2 separate regions of the Mus musculus genome follow, and region 1 is linked to region 2. Evidence: chromatin contacts called from ENCODE Hi-C or POLR2A ChIA-PET data. All regions are on one chromosome and are shown on one strand. Each heading gives the region's core, a stretch centred on a gene start or an enhancer-like site at or near the end of the contact. The rest is flanking DNA. Distances are from core to core; before and after follow the strand shown.

Evidence for each region. A loop is a pair of places that touch in the nucleus more often than their neighbours do. ChIA-PET counts read pairs that join two places held with the same protein, here RNA polymerase II (POLR2A).
Region 1: a loop to region 2 is called in a map of heart, with 2.1 times the contacts of the local background. The contact joins the promoter of Kremen1 here to the promoter of Rhbdd3 in region 2. A Hi-C loop is called at or near these places in 1 of 37 maps with a recorded cell type or tissue (heart). POLR2A ChIA-PET finds 5 or more read pairs at or near these places in 4 of 5 experiments (Patski and embryonic stem cell).

What each region holds. Positions count from the first base shown.
Region 1 is chr11:5,260,348-5,263,610 of GRCm38, reverse strand. Kremen1 (kringle containing transmembrane protein 1) reads left to right here and starts at 2,001. Exons shown (of 9, transcript NM_032396.3): 1 at 2,001-2,176. The coding sequence starts at 2,086. It overlaps Gm46268 (a long non-coding RNA gene), which reads right to left and starts at 2,594. Exons shown (of 4, transcript XR_003949640.1): 1 at 2,395-2,594; 2 at 1,529-1,895.
Region 2 is chr11:5,097,342-5,100,561 of GRCm38, reverse strand. Rhbdd3 (rhomboid domain containing 3) reads right to left here and starts at 1,289. Exons shown (of 9, transcript NM_177370.4): 1 at 996-1,289; 2 at 664-814; 3 at 1-165. It overlaps Ewsr1 (Ewing sarcoma breakpoint region 1), which reads left to right and starts at 1,466. Exons shown (of 17, transcript NM_007968.4): 1 at 1,466-1,553. The coding sequence starts at 1,541.

The DNA.
Region 1 (3,263 bases), core at 752-3,251, 160 kb before region 2:
GTGGGGGCGTCCACTCAGAAACACCTAGGGTTCTTGAATTCAGGAACAACAGGGAAAGCAAACGATTGAACAAGATTCTTCTTGCCACAGCTCTGGGTCGTGTGGGTGGAGAGGGACAGAAAGGCAGGCGCCTCGTGGGAGGTATCTACGCCCTTGGGGCCCAGCTCTGGGAGCTGCCTCCTGAGTGTGGGAAGGCTGGGGAGAACACCTGCCCAGTGAGAGGGCGAGGGGCACAGGGCGCAGGGGTGGGTGTACCCCAGGTAGGCCAGGGTATCCCACGGGGCCAGGATCGCCCAGCCCTGCTCCGGGCACAGCGAGTAGGAACAGGAGGGCAGATGTTCCTGCCACCGCCAAGCCTGGTGCAGGCCTGTACTTGCCAGCCCCGGACCAAGGACTTGAAAGCTCTCGGTGCACAGCCCGGACCTGTCCTGCCGGGCGTCGCCGTGGCGTTTTAAGCAAGAGCAATCGGAAAATCCCCGCTGCCTGGGGGTGTGAGGAGGAGTAAGGAGGCTCGAGATCCTGGGGGGTGGGGGGCTGCCTCGCGGAGACCGAGAATTTAAGCCACAGAACCCCAAGTCTCCCCTAATGAAGAGACACAGCGCTTGCCCCATCGAGTTGGGCACTTTTGTTGCTTCCGTATCTTTGGACCTTGAGGTCTTTTATGGTTCCTATTTTGCTGATGGTTGAGCAAAATACATTGGTGAGATATATATATATACACACAGATACATATATATGCAAATATATAGTGTATCACCCATTTTATACTAATTAAAAATAATTTAACTGGGAGTGGGGACACACACCTTTATTCTAGCACTTGGGAGGCGTAGGCAGGAAGACCTCTGTGAGTGCGAGGACAGCCTGATCTACATAGTTCCAAGACTCAAAATAATAATAATAATAATTTAAAACTGGTGTGATGGCTCATCGGTAAAGACAATTGCCACCAAGGTTGAGGACCTGAGTTCCCAGAACCGACAGTGCAAGGAGAACCGACTCCCACAAATGGTCCTCTGGTGTTACACATGCACCCATACACATACAATAAAAAACATATATGTATGTACATATGCATTTATACATACATATATTTTTTTCTTTGTTTCTGTTTTATAGCCCTGGCTGTTCTGGAACTCGCTTTATAGATCAGACTAGTCTCCAACACCAAGACCTATCTGCCTCTGCCTCCCGAGTACTGGGATTAAAGGCGTGCGCCACCACTGCACCGCTGTAAATACATATTTTTAAAAGAATAAGTTGCGCTAGTTGACACGGATATGATAGGATTCTGCACAAGGCTCAGTATGCTGTCCCTTTGGTAGCTGCAGGACTCCACAAGGAGAAAGAACTCCACATTTACTGAGCCCCCACTGTGCGTGCGAGGTTTCCGTGCATTATCTCACTTTGTACAACCGCTTTGTGGAGCAGACGGTATCGACATACCACTGAGCAGAAGGGAGCCCCGTTTTCTTTAAACCTGTATACATTTATACAGATCTTACGAGTAACCAAGTGGGATACGAACCGGGACTGGAGGACTCCAGAACACGCTTTGGCTAGCCGCTACCACGAGCCTAGCAAGAGCAAGAGGTTTGTTCTGGTTACTACCGCAGTGGTGGAACTCGCGCGTGAGTCACGACCTAGGTAAGGGTGAAACAGGGGTCACGGCGCTCGGCCGGTGTCAGCGCCGACAAACCTCAGCGTGGGGACTCAGAGGCAGGACCCGTCCCGCCCTCACCTGTAGACTCCACACCTCGGGTGGCCTCACCGCGCCTGCTGTGGGGGCGGAGCCAGGTGGGGCGGGGGCGGGCTCCCGCGCGTGAGTGGCAGGCCGCGCATGCGCAGGCCGCCCGGCTCGGAATCCTAGCAGGCGTCAGGCAATCCGGGCGGTGCTGAGGAGGACGGGGCGGCGCTGAGGAGGGCGGGCCGGGGCGGACCGGGGCGGGCCGGGGCGGACCGGGGCGGGCCGGGCGGCGAGGGCGGGGCGACGCTGAGCTCCGTCCTGCTCCCATGGCCGCCCCCGGCTCCCGGTGCTGCCCCCTCTGCCCCGGGCCGCGCCCGGGGGTCCCGCACTGACGGCCCATGGCGCCGCCCGCCGCCCGTCTCGCGCTGCTCTCCGCCGCTGCGCTCACTCTGGCGGCCCGGCCCGCGCCCGGTCCCCGCTCCGGCCCCGGTGAGTGAGACCCCGGCCCCCCCCCGAACCCCCTCGCCCTCTCTCGCGCGTGGACCCCGGAGAACCCGATGTTCGGGCTTCTGTCCCAGCACGCGGCGTGGACGCGCCTGTCCCGCGTTACCAGGACTCTGCCCCGAGTGCCGGCTTCTAACTTTGCCGAACTCTGCTTCCGACTTACGGAAGAGAAGGGGGTGCGTGACGGCTAAAGTCGCCCGTACCGAGTGCAGACTACTCTGAGTCCACCGCGGCGTCCGCCCGAGGTGGTGCTCTCGGCCAGGATGGAAGCTGGGATGGCAGCTTAGTTCCCACACGCCCTTCCTTGCCTCGGAATCCTTTCCCAGTGGAAGGACAAGCATGAGGGTGTTGTCTGGCCCAGTTCGGTTTCTTTGCAGGTTGTTGAGAGCTGATGAGCATAGGACATTGGTGAACCTGCCACTGGGGTCTCCACCCTAAGTTGCGGATTGTGATGTTGCGAAGGCAGGGTTTTACTAGTAAAAGAAAACTCAGAGTTGCTTTGTTTTCTTGACAGCTTGGATTTAGGGGAAAGGCTGAGATTTATTTTCTGTGTGATTTTGAGGCAAAGCTGCTTGAACCTCTGTTACTTGATCTGAAAGTGGGGGGGGGTAACTCACTCCCATGAGCAGTGTTGGTGAACATTAAATGATACACTGTAGGCAACTTGCTTAGAGTGTTCCACCATGTGTAGTCATTAAACGATTTAATAATACTTATTATAGTGTTTCCCAGTTCACTAAGGACTAGACACCTGGTTTACCCAGCGAATACTGAATTTCTTTCAGGATGAATCCCGGCAAAAGGCAAAGCTGGGTTTTGGGACGGCAGAATGAGGAGTTCCCAACACACCAAACCTGAGACTCAGTAGAAGTGGTTTCTAGGTGATTGCTGCCTTCTATGGGACTTCTATAATGTGCTCTTTTCTACTGTTTGTAGTATGTGAACAGGGAGGGAGGGAGGGACGTTCCGAGAGCCAGGACGTGTCAACATAACTGTAACCTAGTAACTCCTTCCACTTTGTCATCTTTGTGTTCAGGATTTAATGTCCTCTATGGAGAGAGAGGTACGGGTG
Region 2 (3,220 bases), core at 40-2,539:
GCTTCCTCTTGCACCTTCTTACAACCATTCCATCCCTGGGCACTAGGGGACAGGTCCATGGACATAGGGAACTGGGCCTCGAGTCCTCTGGACCAGTCTCTTCTCTTTCTTGGCGATAGGAATGGAAACTAGGGCCTCATACATCATAGGCAAGCCGTAACACTCCTGCAACCATATCTTCAATTAATAAAACGTAACTTGTAAGAATCCAATAATGAATCCAGCTGCTCCTCCTAGAACACAATACACGCCTTTCTCCCCTTCAGATTCCGACCGGCCTCTAGTGAGACACTATGAGTGGCGAACTAACAGACTCGGACGCCTGGATCTCTCACCTGAAGGTGATTTTACATAAAATGGGGAACTGGGGGGCTACACATCGGGCTCCCAGCTCCCTTCCCTGCCTGCCCCGGGCCAGAAGCTCCGGCATTGAAGCCACGCCCATCCTCAGAAGGGTGCGACACGCCTACTTCTCCCACATGGACCCTGGTTTCTTCCGAGTCCTCGCCCGCCATGCTAATGTTTGTCTGTGTCTGTCCACTGTGTCAGTAACTCTCAGAAAAGCAAAACCAAAAACCCCACCAATCGCCAACAATCCGCCTCAGTGTCTTTCTGGAGCCCTTGTCAGAGACCTCAGAGCTATGCATATCACACCCTGCCTACCTTGCAGGGAAGCCAGGAGGACAGAGTGGGAAGGCAAGGACAGTGTGGCGAAGCTTCCGGGCGGTGTACAGAGAGGGGAGGCCCGGGGTCTGGGTCGCATTCAGCTTTGTAACTTTAAGGAAAGAACTCAATTTCGTGGGTTCTGGGTTTTCTGTTGAAACAAGGGGATGGGTTGAAGGACGATCACAGGGCTTCTCAACCCCGACCGTTACTGGGGTCGGGCGCGGCATTCCCGGCCTCCCTCCCAAGCCGACGGCCCTCGGTCCCCTCCCCCGCCCGCTCAGGCCACGCGTCCAGGGGCCTGGGGAGCATGTCCTCCCACCCCCACCCACCCTAGAAAACCGAGCAGGGGGGCCCGCCCGGTAAGTCCGGCCGCCGGTTCCAGGCCGAGCCCTCGGTGCCCGAAACCCGCTGCACGCACACAGAGGCGCGTGATCCCGCCCGCCGATTAGTCAGCAGTTGTTTCAGGCCGGCCGGGATCCCTTCCCCCAGCCCTCCCGCCAGCCTCCGTCTCCCTCCAGGGCAGACTCTTCAGAGACGGTCCCTAGAGCCAGCGGGCGTAACCATTCCGAGCCACCGCGCCTCGCGCCAAGGAGCTCTCGGGTTCGTGGGTAACCCTCGCTCACTGGCGCGCTGGCCCCCGAGGCGCCTTTTTTTTTTAGACCACTCGTCACGTCCGGCTCTTTGGGAGAGGATCGGGTCAACGGTTTCGGGAGCGAAGAGCCGAAGAGCTCCGGTTCGCTCCTCTTCGGCCACCCCCGAGGCCTGGCCCGATGGTAGCGTCCGAGGTTGCGGGTTTCGCGCCTGCGCAGTGCGGCGCCTAGGGGGAACGCGAGAAGGAGACGGACGTTGAGAGAACGAGGAGGAAGGCGAGAAAATGGCGTCCACGGGTAAGCGGAGTGGGATCGCGGTCCCGCCGGCGACAGCTGGGACACCCAGACTGGGAGGCGCTCGTCTCTGGGGGTGGCAGGGATGACTGAGTGAAGTCGCCGAAAGGGGTTGGAGTTCCCGCCGCGGCCCGACGAGCTCGGGGGTGGGGGTGGGGGATCCGCGTTCCCTTCCCCTCCCCCACTAGGCGGGCTGGTTCTGGAACCTTTTGGCGGCCGCGTTGCGCGCGAGGGCCTCGCGGTAGCTGAGGCGTGCAGAGCCCGTCCAGGCCTCCTTTGTGTGGTGGTTGTCGGGGCCGGGTGCTCCGGGTCTCTCGCCACGTGGGCCGGGCCTAGGGCCTCCGAGGGCCCGAAGGGGACCGCGGCTGGGCCTGGAGCCCATCACCCCGAAGGCGCGTGAAGCGAGGTGTCTGATGGCGGCTCGAGAAGCCGTGGCCGGTTTCCCGTGGAACGTCTCCTCCCATCGCTAGCCCCAGGGCAAGTGTTTACTGTGTAGGGACTCAGAAAAACAAACAAAAAGCCGTCGCGAATGTGTAAGCTGAGGGGCGCCGGCTTAAGAGGGGAGCCCCATTATCCCCCAGGCCTGGCCCGGCCCGACCAAGCTGCCCCCTCGGAGGACCTAGTTGGTTCCCCTAAATCTTCGTGCTCCCCACTCAAGAGGCTTCGATTTAATCATGAGTTAACTCCACCTCCTTCCCTACCCAAAAAGCAGTGGCTTCCCAGTGTCCTTTTCTCAGCAACCGGCGCGGGGGATCGGTTGTATAACAAGGTCCGTCTGGATCCGGAGAGGAGACTCTTTTCCAGAAAGAGATTTCTAGCAGCTTTGATCCAGGAGAGGCAGAAAAGCCTCGGCACGCCACGTTTCTGTAGGCCTGCTCGTTAAGCTAGCCGGCTGATTTATTTCTTGGCCCTATTGAGGCCAGGGGAAGAGACCCATAGCGGATTTTGAAAGTCCAGGGCGGGAACTCTAGAATGTGATGGTTATGTTGTGGTCCTTACCGAGAGAATAAGTGTAGCCTAGCCCTCACCTGCAGTTTAGAATACAGTTAACTGGCACAGTGGCGGGTTTTTTGTTTGTTTTTGTTTTTGCTTCTAGCGGAATCTAGGGTCTGGTGATGTGGCCTTGGAGGCAGGAGGAGAAAACAAGTGGGGGTGACAGGAAAAGCTCTGGGTTCTTCATTTGGCTTAGGAAAGCTTCCAGCATCACAATTTGACGACGCAAACGATGTAGTTAGTAAACAGCTTGCTTTTGGTACCAGGCTACCCAAAGTGTCCCTAAGAGAAGACTGAGATACGACTACAGTCCAATATATCCTAGTGGAAAATGGTTTCTTTGGTGGTCCTTTTACCCTTCTCTTAACCTCTAAAGCCCAAGAAGGCAATTGCAGTTTTTCTGCTTGATAGATCATTGCCACTTTTTAGTCATCTTTGTTATCAGAAAATGTTGATAGCACCCTGAACCAAATTTAAGTTGAAAAGTGTGCTCTGCTATACCCACAGTCCTGGCCCTGCTGAGGGGACTTTATTAAGGGCTTTCCTGAAAAACTTAGTTTTAGACTTTTTTTAAAGGGTCGGTGGCGATGCACCGGTGCTGGGAAGGCAGAGGTAGGTGGTCTCTGAGTTTGAGGACAGCCAGGGCTACACAGAGAAATCCTGTCCTAGAAAAAAAA